Linked DNA regions of Homo sapiens: region 2 is linked to region 1. Evidence: chromatin contacts called from ENCODE Hi-C or POLR2A ChIA-PET data. All regions are on one chromosome and are shown on one strand. Each heading gives the region's core, a stretch centred on a gene start or an enhancer-like site at or near the end of the contact. The rest is flanking DNA. Distances are from core to core; before and after follow the strand shown.

What was found. Hi-C counts contacts between places; a loop is a spot of excess contacts on that map. ChIA-PET counts read pairs that join two places held with the same protein, here RNA polymerase II (POLR2A). Pooled maps may share reads with other maps.
Region 2: a pooled map shows a loop between it and region 1 (5-fold over the local background). The contact joins two enhancer-like sites. A Hi-C loop is called at or near these places in 1 of 168 maps with a recorded cell type or tissue (PC-9) and 5 of 50 pooled maps. POLR2A ChIA-PET finds 5 or more read pairs at or near these places in 17 of 52 experiments (CD4-positive, alpha-beta T cell, CD4-positive, alpha-beta memory T cell, Caco-2 and 11 more).

What each region holds. Positions count from the first base shown.
Region 1 is chr1:116,844,882-116,850,671 of GRCh38, reverse strand. No RefSeq gene overlaps it. Among named protein-coding and RNA genes, the nearest start is that of PTGFRN, 62 kb to the left of the region's middle. Within about 2 kb of position 2,896, at least 6 of the 41 ENCODE cell types and tissues checked have a DNase peak (open chromatin) inside an H3K27ac peak, as active enhancers do.
Region 2 is chr1:117,075,031-117,080,820 of GRCh38, reverse strand. TTF2 (transcription termination factor 2) reads right to left here. Exons shown (of 23, transcript NM_003594.4): 5 at 4,962-5,790; 6 at 4,527-4,641; 7 at 3,998-4,180; 8 at 2,778-2,905; 9 at 1,172-1,253. Among named protein-coding and RNA genes, the nearest start is that of MIR942, 17 kb to the left of the region's middle. RefSeq lists an enhancer at 2,743-3,942. Within about 2 kb of position 3,425, at least 2 of the 41 ENCODE cell types and tissues checked have a DNase peak (open chromatin) inside an H3K27ac peak, as active enhancers do.

The DNA.
Region 1 (5,790 bases), core at 1,647-4,146:
GGTATTTGGCCAGGAAATTACAAGGCTCTGAGCAAAGTGGGGAACAGAGGGAAGGACAGAGGGCTCAGATATCTGAGTGGTTTCTATGAGACTTGGCAATTGATTGGCTGAGGCTGGGAGACTCTATTATCCATGAAGGGATCGCTGGAAGGGCAGGTTCAGGGAGAGCATGCTGCATTTTAGGGTCCTGCTGATGTCTAGGCAGATATTTCTGTTGAGGAATTGAGCACATGTGATTTTGAGACCATCGAGAGACTTAGAGTGGCAATACAGACTTGGAATTGTCTCCCTGTGGGTAGTAAATGAGGACATGGCAATGTAATAGAAAGAGCTTAGACATTGGCGAGAAATGACCCTGGCATCAAATCCCAGCTCTATCATTTACTGGTGGTACAACCTTAGACAAGTTACTCTGTGATCTCACTTTCCTCATTTGAAAAATTGGGAAACATAATGCTGACCTTGGAGAGTTATAATGAGCATTTAGAATGCCTAGTAGAATGTCTAGAACATAACAAGTGGTCAATAAATGGTAACTAATTTTGGGCAAGAAGGTGGCATGACATGGGAAGAGCATGTACAGTGGAAAGGAGGCAGGATGAGGATGAGGGTGGAGCCCTGGAGAATAGCAACATCCCTGAGGAAGGTAAACAAAAAAGAGCCAACAAAAGGATGAGAAAGAGGCTCCAGAGAACCAGAAGATGGAAGTGTCCTGGAAGCAAAGGGAAATGTTTCTTTCAAGAACAAGAGGGTTTTTGCTGGTAGATGAACCGGCATTTCACAGAGAAGGAAATACAAATGGCAAACACATAGATGAAAAGAGGCTTTTGATCCCACTCATCACTAAAGAAGTGCAGATTAAAATAACCATAAGGTACTAATTTTCACCATTCATTTGGTAAAGATAACCAAGATGACGCTAAAGTGGAGTAATATCCACTGTTGACCCAAGTGTGGAGAAACCCTGTGTATGCTTGCATACCCTATGGGAATATACATTCATATCATTTTTAAAGGACATTTTGTCAAAATATGTCCCAATTGTGAATGTATATGTTCTTGATCCAGGCATTGCACTTCTAAGAATTTACCCAGCAACAAACTCACAAGTGTACAAAGATGTATCTTCTAAGATATTAATTATAACATTGTTTAACACAGAAAAAAAAATGGGGAGCAACCTAATGTCCATCTGAAAGGATCTGATGAAATAAAAATGTATTGCATCCTTACAGCTTGAGAGGTTGGGAGATAATTGGGATTGGGTTGGAGAAACAGAGACCTTGGAACAGGAATGATAGGAATGACAGGCTGTGTGTGTCAGAATAGATGGTGTACAGAGGCCAGAGAGGAGCATGACCAATTTGTGGTGTGGGCTGGTAAGAATGTGGAGAGACATGTTGAACACAGTTTTGTTTTGTTTGAGACAGAGATGTTGATGCTGTACACTGTGATCATTCTCTCTAACCCCATCAATCTTTAATAATACTTTAAAAATCAGGATATACTTAATGTGATTGGATTTCTTGTAAATACTGGTCAAGGACTGAGATTTGTGTGTCAAGCATGGCCTGAGGCCAAAAGAAAGTCAGTCAAGCAGATGAGACGGACGGCCAACATCTGGGTCACATATGCTTGTGTATGTGTAAAAATTTTATTGAAGCATATGCAAAGATCTGTTGCCAGAGTTACCTCTAGGGGGCAAGACTGGGGGTGCTTTATGGAGGTGGACTTTTCAGTTTATCCCCTTCCAAATCACTAGCATTTTTACTTTAAAAACAATCTTTTTTAAAAAAGTATAGCACTCAGACAATATAACTGGAGAATGACGGTGACTCCTAACCAATTGAGTGTAGTGTCTCAACTTTGCCCCAGATTTGATTCTTGCATGACTGTGAAGACTAGAATGAGTCTTTTTTTTTTGGAGATAGAGTTTCACTCTTTTTTGAGATGGAGTTGCCCAGGCTGGAGTGCAATGGCACAATCTTGGCTCACCGCAATCTCTGCCTCCCAGGTTCAAGTGATTCTCCTGCCTCAGCCTCCCGAGTAGCTGGGATTACAGGCAAGTGCCACCACGCCTGGCTAATTTTGTACTTTTAGTAGAGACGGGGTTTCTCCATGTTGGTCAGGCTGGGCTCAAACTCCTGACCTTAGGTGATCTGCCCACCTTGGCCTCCCAAAGTGCTGGCATTACAGGGCATGAGCCACTGCGCCCAGCCTAGAATGATTCTTGAAGAGAGATACAGGTGAAATGATTGTGCTTGCAAAAGGTTTGAAAATGACACATTTCTGAAATTACGTAATTCACACATTACAGAAAAAGTACTATTTGTTGCAATTTATGCATATTCACATTGTAAATAGTAGGTGCTCAACAGATGTGTATTGGCTTCAATAATATTTAAAATATTTAAACCTTTGCCCAAAGTTCAGATATACATGTATACTCTCATTCGACTAAATTTTAAGAGAACCATACTCTGGTAATTGTTAATTGCCACTGTGCAGGGCAACCCCTTACTCTGTGTTTGACATAAGCACTGCACCATACTTTTCTAATCCACATCCTGTGCTATCCAGAACCAAAACAAGAAATGAGAGTCTGATGAATCACCCACACAACACTTAGCAGTCACATACATGCTATTTTCAAGACACGTGAGACCCACGTTTACAGTAATTTAGAAATTTTACCATTTAATTTTGCTCTCGAGGAGCGAGGTGCTTTTTTTTTTTTTCTACAAGCTCCAGAAGTTCCTGTAGAAATCCTAGGACTGAAATTTTCCATTTTGAGAGCAGAGTAATTGTTTGTAATGCTAGGCTCCCCCAGGCAGGCTGGAAGCAGAACTGGAAATGAGCATGGCTTGTCTGGCGGGGAGAAGTCCTGCACACATGTTCCAAATGATGCAAACTTTCCTGGCCGCACCAGCGAATCTCTGTGAGCTGGGGTTCCAGCACCGTGTCCACCACATCGGGAAAGCGCTGCTTCCTCTGGCTCTTCCGGGCTCACCCCCAACCCTCATTTCTCTCTCCCTAGTGCCAATTTAATCGGTTTATAAGCCTGGTCAGTTGTTGTCAATCTATTCTGCCCAGGCTACCCATGGCCATGGAGGTTTGGAGGAGATACCAGATTTTATTTTATAACTTTATTTCCCAACATTTTATTATCACAATTTTGGAATATTCAGAAAAATTGAAAAAAATTGCAGTTAACACCCATATACTCAGCATCAAGATTCTAACGTTTTCTCACATGTGCAAGCACTAGTATTTGGGCCTCCTCTTTCCAGTACTGCTGGGGCTCAGCAGCCACACCTTTGTCCTGAGCTATCCACAGAACTCTCCCTCCTTTCTTAGCCACACTGATCTCCAGGCTCCCAGTGCCTACGGCTATTATAGACTTCAGTGCTCAACATTTAGCACCTGCATTTAGATCAGTGCCAGGCCCTTAGCAAGGCACAACCTCCTTTTACATATATGATCTTATTTAATTTTTAGCCCACAAGATAGATATCATTATTATTCCTAACTTATGGTGAAGAAAACGGAGACACAGACAGGTAAAGAGTCTTCCGAAGTTACTTATGGCTGAAATTATTACTATGAAAGTAGTAATCACAAATGAGATATTTTAATTTATATATTTAAAACAAAATATATAGGTATATTTAGGTGCTCCTGTTAGTATTTCAATGTGTACTGGCAGAATTACATTGTCATCATTGAATGTGTGTTTCAGACCAAGATGTTTTGAAGTTGTTGTTTGGGTGCTGCCAGTTTTCATTTTTTTTTGAGACAGCATCTTGTTCTGTCGCCCAGGCTAGAGTGCAGTGGTGCGATCTCGGCTCACTGCAACCTCTGCCTCCCGGGTTCAAGCAATTCTCCTGTCTCAGCCTCCCAAGTAGCTGGGATTACAGGTGCGCACCACCATGCCCAGATCATTTTTGTATTTTTAGTAGAGACAGGGTTTTGCCGTGTTGGTCAGGCTGGTTTCGAACTCTTGACCTCAAGTGATCCACCCGCCTCAGCCTCCCAAAATGCTGAGATTACAGGCGTGAGCTACCACACCCAGCAGATGCTGCCATTTTGACGTGGCTTTTTAGATATCTGTACCCAGTCCCCAAAGAGGTTTTTGTTTTTGTAGCTGTAATTGTTTAATGTGGGTCATTTTAACTGTACCACTCCATTTTTTCCCCCTAGAGAATCAAAAGTGTCTCATTTGTTTTCCAGTGTTGCTTAGTGAAAATTCATGGCTATCAATGACTTAGTGTAAATAATCTAGTAGAGGAGTTCTGGACAACAGCAGAAAATACCACGCAGTTTCATGCTGATTTCACCAGTCTAAAAACAAGTCATAAAACTTTCCGTTACAAACAGCTGTTGTGCAGCCTCTGCTCCTACAAGATAGTAACAACGCAGCACATCAGGGATGATGGGAAGCATTCAAGTACGCCACAGGAAAAACATCTTACGTGTTATCAGTTAATACGAACACAAGGGAGGGATTTTTGAGATGTGGGGGGAATGCAAAGGTTACCAAGAACAAACTCTGCATTGCCCAAAACCAGCCCCCAGAGCTCTCCACCTTCTTCCCTTTTTGTAGCATTCTTTGCTAGAAAGCTAATCTCTATGTGCCAATCTAAATTTATAAGGCACTTCCCAATACACAAAGTCCTTTTCTAGAAATTTTCAGACCTGAGTTTCCCAACAACTAGGAAGAAAGCAGGCTAAGTATTATTGTTCTCATTTTTCCTTAGGCTCAGAAGTTAAGAGACTTAACCAGGATCACCCAGCTTTTCTTCTCCCTCTCCAGGTGGAGCATAGGATTTAGAAATCAAAGACTTAGATCTGAATCTCATTTTTTGCCTCCTACTAGCTCAGAACTGCTGAGCCATTGACTTAACCACTCTGAAATTGTTCCCTGTGAGATAACAATAATAAAATCTACCTTGTAGGCCTGAGGTTAGGATTATATTAAATTATACATGAAAAGTGCTCTGTAAACCTCAATATACTATATGAATTTGGTTATTATTAATGTATAGATAATATGCCACCTATCGTAGCATATATTTTGTTCCATTAAACTTTTTATGATGACATTTCCAAGCATCACTAAAGTATGTTTGAATATAAGGAATAGATTTACAATGAACCCCCATGTACTCACCACTCAGCATCACCATTTATCAACATAAGGCCAGTTTTACTTTATAACCTCTATTACCCTACCCTCTGCTACATTATTTTTAAAGCAATCCCAGGCTTTATATAACTTATTCAAAAATGCTTAAATATATACCTCTAAGAGATAAGAATTCCTTAAAAAAATCCATAATACATTATGACACCTAAAAGAAACTAACAATAATTTCCTAATACCATGCAATATCCAGTCAGCATGAAAATTCACATTATCTCATAAATGGTTATTTTATCTGAATCAAAATCCAAATGAGGGACACATATTGCTTTTGCTGATATTTCTCAAGTCTTTAAAAATCTCTACGAAAGCCCCCCACACTGCCACAGTTATTATTTTTTTTACTTGCTATTGTTTTGGTTGAAAATACTGAGTAATTTGTCCTAAAAAAAAATCTCCCATATTTTGGATTTGGCTATTGCATTCTCATAGTGTCTTTAGCATGTTCTTCTATCCCAAGTGTTTGTATAAAGCAGTCATTATATCTAGAGGCTTGATCAGTTTGGCATTACACTTTTGGCAGGAGGATTTTGTGGCTGTTGCTATTGCCTATTGCATCACAGGAGGAGGCTCATCATGTCTGGTGG
Region 2 (5,790 bases), core at 2,176-4,675, 230 kb before region 1:
GACACTGGAAGCTTGTACCTGGTTTCCCCTGGATTCTGCCCCTGTGACTTTTCCTTTTGTTGATTTTGATCTATAGCCTTTCACTGTAATAAATCACAGCTGTGAGTATGACCATATGCTGTGTCTTACTAGCAAATCATCGAACCTGGGGGTGGTTTTGAGGACCACTGACACAGTCACTTACTAGCCATAGTGGACATCTATCATGGTTTCTGAAAATTGAACACCTTAGAAAATTTTAGCCTGACAAGTCCCCAAAGCAGAGTGGAAAACTTGCTTTCTGGTTTCTGTTGCAGCTAAGGCACTGGCAATATGACCTGGCTCTATATATCAGATGTACTCATAAACATCTTTAATTCAGGTATAAGCAGCTTTAGAAAGAGACTCCCTATGAAATCCTTTCTGCAGGAAACAGTGGCTATAGAAACAACTGACTTTGGGGTGGCACTGGTTGCCTCTAGCACTTGGTGAAGCAAAGTAGCTGTGATGCTTTTTATAGACTACTTTTAGGCCAGGTGTAGTGGCTCATGCCTGTAATCCCAGCACTTTGGGAAGGCCAAGGCAGGTGGAGCACCTGAGGTCAGGAGTTAGAGACCAGCCTGTCCAACATGGCGAAACCCCATCTCTACTAAAAATACAAAAAATTAGCCAGGCGTGGTGGCATCTGCCTGTAATCCCAGCTACTGGGGAGGGTGAGGCAGGAGAATCACTTGAACTTGGGAAGCGGAGGTTGCAGTGAGCCGAGATCGCACCACAGCACTCCAGCCTGGGTGACAAGAGCGAAACTCCATCTCAAAAAAAAAAAAAAAAAAGAGGGAGGCAATAGACTGCTGTTTGTGTGTTGGCTCTAGCCATGGCTCCTGAAATTGGCCTCGAGCCTGGCACTCCGTATCTCCTAGAGATTGTGGGAGCCACCAAAAAATAAACTCCTCCTCTCTTTAATCAGCCAGAGTCAGCTTCTACTGCTGGCAACCAACATCTTTGATCCTAAACTGTGTATTCTTGAGCAAGTTGCTTAACACTTCCATGCTTCACTTTCATCATCTGTAAAATGAGGAATAATAGTACCTGCCTCATAGAGTTCTTGAGAGGAATAAATGAAACAACACTACGTGTTTAGCACAATGCCTAAGCATTCAATAAAGGCTGACTCTTATAATACCACACTTACCCAGAATTCCTCCTTGTGGCTTCTGACTTTCTCGCCATAGTAACCAAGCCAATGCCTGCTTCTGGTGTAGTAGCAAAGGGACCTGACAAAGGTAATAACCAAATGCTAAGCATAAATTCCTAATGAGAGGCTATGCCGAGCCTGGCTACACGAACTCTACACTCTCCTATTTTCTACAAATGATTCCCTCAGTATTCTGTAGACAGTTCATTTCACCTTGAAGTCCTTAACAGCACCCTCTCTCAAGGGTAACCATACTGTCCTGGTCTGCCCCTGTTTGTTTTGGGTTGCATCTAATGTTCAGCATTTCTATTAAGAGTCCCCCCTACACCCCAAGTGAGAGTCCTGATTTGTCTGCTTAATCAGTCAAAATCAGTCTCTACAGCTTTTATTTTTTTATTTTTATTTTTTTGAGACAGCCTCGCTCTGTTGCCCAGGCTAGAGTGCAGTGGCGTGATCTCAGCCCACTGCAGCCTCCGCCTCCCAGGTTCAAGCAATTCTCCTGCCTTAGCCTCCCGACTAGCTGGAATTACATGCGTATGCCACCATGCCCAGCTAATTTTCTTATTTTTAGTAGAGATGGGGTTTCACCATGTTGGCCAGGCTAGTCTTGAGCTCCTGGCCTCAAGTGATCTGCCTGCCTCGGCCTCCGAAAGTGCTGGGATTATAGGTGTGAGCCACTATGCCCAGCTCTCTGCTTTTAACCAAGACCTCTGACCCTATTTTCAGCAGCCATTACATTGGCTTTTCATTATTTCCTCATTATCTCTTAAATTTGCCTCTCCTTTCTGCAGCCAATGTCCCAGTCTGCACTACTGGTCATAAATTTCAATAGCCCTTTGACCAGAGTCCCCCTTCTAGTCTTCTGTACTCCAGTTTATCTTGTACTCTGTTAAGAAAAACTAATCTTCATCAGTCATCCCTGCTTAAATGCTACAGCGATTCCATACTATCTCTTGAGTTATTCAGATCTAATCCTTCATCAATGCCAGGCTCCTACTCAGTAACATCACCTGCTACTGCTGGCTCAGGTACTGATGACAGCTGATCACCACTTCTGAATACCAATCTCTTTATCTTCCCACTAGTCACCACTCCCTCTAATTGCAGCGTTTTATTCCTTTCCTCTCTGCTATCTAAAGGCTTTCAACCTTTAAGGCACAAAGTAGGCAGACAACAAATAATCACTGACCTAGAGTGATGTTTCCTTTATTCTGAATCCCTTTTGTACTTTATAGTATATTACAAGGCACCCCTTATTTCTGCCTTAAAGCCTTTGCTAATTGTTTTATTTACATTGTATATGTATTTTCACCCCAACTAGTTCATTACAAGCAACAATTCCTTCACATTCTTGTGGCACCTACCAACTCAACAAATGGATCCTTTACTGCTACAGAAATAAGTAACTTTATGACTTTTTAAAAAAGGGGTTTTGTTGTTATTGTTTGCACTGTTAAGCATAAAAGGAGAGGATGCTGCAAGGGAAGCCATTTAAGCATCTGTCTGTAGGAAAGGTATCTCAGAAAGTCTCTCTGCCAGCAGTTTCATGGGGCTGCTGGAGCACTGTCATAGAGGACTACACCAGGAGTCTTCCCTGGCTCACCTTCAGCCCGGCGGGATCTTCTGCCACAACCGTCTCACCAGGACATGACTCAAGTGAGCGATGCAGTTGACCGATGGCTTCACTTGTGATTTTCCACACTGCATGAACGTGATCTTGGTTTGTATGGCCTGCATACAAATAGGTGTTACCTAAAAGATGTCACAAGTATGTTTTCTTTATCCCTTTAGAGTGAACTTAGCTACAAATGGCCCTGTATCTGTTTCTTACCCTCCTTGTTAACTACTCTCCTCAACTTTCCATGTCTCTAGCAGTTCTCAGTTGGGAAACAAGTGGCTTTTGCTTTTCTGGTCACTGCCAGCCAACCCAATCTCCAAGCTCCTATCTCCTGATCAGTCTCCTGTCAACTGATCCTATTACACATTTCAGGCTCCACTTGGAATCTTCATTCTGCAGTTACCTCTGAATTCAAAGTTGCCTAGAAAGTTCAGGAAGGAAACACTTAGCTAATAGGGTGTTATTGCTCTCTGTGGATCTATTAGTCATCAGTCTTGACTCATGTCTCTCCTCAGTCTTACACACACTTACACACACACGAAAGAATAAGAGCATATCTGCAGGTCTGCCTACCTCATAATGATGCGAGCTAGAGTTTTCATCCACAAATGCTGACTGGATGACTCCTATGTGCCAGCCACTGAGCTGACTAATCAGCATACAGTGGTGAACAAGGTAGACACAGTCTGTGCCCTCACAGAAAGCTAAGTAACACGATGCAAAGCTCTACTGAGCTGCACAATCTTTATTATATGGGCAACTTCTGACTTAAGAATGGCTTCTCCCCTCATGTGGGCACAAAGACATCTACGGTAGTCCCTCCTTATCCACAGGGCGTATGTTGCAAGACCCCCAGTGGATGCTTGAAACTGGATGGTACTGAACCCTACACATACTATGTTTTGGCTTTTTTTTTTCCCCATACGTACATACCTATTTTAAACTTTAATACATTAGGGACAGAAAGCATTTAACAATAATAATAAAATAGAAGAATTATAAGAATATACTGTAATAAAAGTTATGTGAATGTGGTTTCTGTCTCTTTCTCTCTCAAAATATCTTACTGTACTGTACTCACCTTTTTTTGAACCACAGGTGACTAAGGTTAACTGAAAGTGTGGATAAGAGGTGACTACTGTACCGGGTGGCACGTAACTCACAGGGGTGGCTATTCACAGCAGGGTCAGGCCCTTGGGTCTTACCTCGATAGCACTGACTGGATCCTCCAGCAGTCACCTGGCAGGCAGACTTTAGTTCTAGAGAACCCACAGGTTGGGTACCACGACGAGGAAGGGGTTGGGGAGGCACCAGGTGGGGAGGGCCAGTGGTAGTTTTGGTGAAGTGACTCTGCTGTGGTACTTGACTGTTACTCTTCTCATTAGTTCCTGCTCAGAAAACAAGGGAAGAGCAGATTAAAGTTCAGCAAACTAAGTGAAGGGACCATATGTGTGGAGGTGAGGTCAAGAGAGAGGGATCATCACCATTCCGATGAAGGATTCCTAGAGAAGGTAGCATTTTAACAGTTGCTTAAACAATGGGGAAGAAAGTAGAGTCCACAGGAAACAGGAGAAAGTTTTTTATGAACCATAGGTGTAATGTGAAAGAAGTCTCAGAAGCAGATAATAAAATGGAAAAGTGAATGAATCAACACATTCTTTATTAAAAGGGCTTCCCGAATGTCTCTTGTAAAGTCGATGCAAACCCGGAGTTCTGAGGCATAAGCCACTTTACCTTGCTCTGGGGAAAGGGTAAGACCACTGAGTACTTCCTCCAGCTCCTGGATTTGTTTGATCAACTTCTGACCCTTGTCTGGAAGAGCCTGGATGTTCACTGATGCCAGTGTGCTCTGAAAAACAGATTCCATCAAATGGATCTCTCCTCTCACACTGTTAGATGAATAGTTTCAGATTAAAATAGCCTGAAACACCCAAACTCTGAAATTATGGTCTTTTAAATATGTGTGCAAAAACCAGAACCTTTTTTAAATTTTAACCCAGCTGGCTTACCAATCTTGAAAATATAAATAGGGGAAAAGGCAGAAACTGAACATGCACCTATAAAACCTTCACATGAACATATTTAACCCTTCTGTAGCAATGAGATCTCATATCTGCCCATAACAAGCAATGCTCTGACCTCAGAAACAAAACACGAGTCAATAGTTACCTTCTTTTGTTTCAGTTGTGTTGTAAGGTAGACACGCCGGGCTACTGGGTCTGAGGGTTCTACCTTCTTGGAAACACCTGAGGCAGGAGACACCTTTCTTTGCACACTTCGATCAGGGAATTGGAGGTTTTCCTTCGTCTCTAAGTCCAGAGTCGAGTCAAAGAGTAGGGGGCTCCCAGGCTTAGAGGAAACAAAAACAACATCATCTTCCTCCTCGTCGTCACTGCTTGTGGCAGCTTCACGGCCCTCACCCAGGGAAAGCCCTGGTGCTGCTGGTGCAGCCTGAGCCGCTGGTCCTCCAGGAGCAGGCACACTGTGGGTCTCCGGCCGCTCTTGGAAATGCCCCTGAGGCAGGCTTTTCTGGGTGGCCTGTATGCTAGGGCCATCCTTTGCCTTTGTTTCTTTAGCCTCCCAGTTCGTGTACTCCTTGTTGAGGGGTCCCCCTTTCTGGGGCTTGCTTATTGAGTTGTGACTGTGAACATTTTGAGGCAAAAGCTGGGTAACCTTTTCTCTCAGAGGTTCTGATTCTCTTTGGACATCTTGACTCTTACCACTTGATTTCTCCTGAGAAGATGCAGATGGTCTTGTAAGCTCATTACCTTGGCACTGTTGAGATTTAATTTCAGAAAAGTCTCTTTTGTGTGTGCCTCCAGTCTCTGCCTCACACTGAATCTCTGCTCCCTCTTCTTGCTTCTTCTCTTGAACTACAGATTGTTTTTTCTTTGGTACCAGGCCAGATGAGAGGTCTTTCTCCATCATTTCAGGCTTCTGTTCTTTCTTTTGATCGAAAAGCTGATCTCCCTTTTCTCTTTGCTTCTTATCAGCCTTC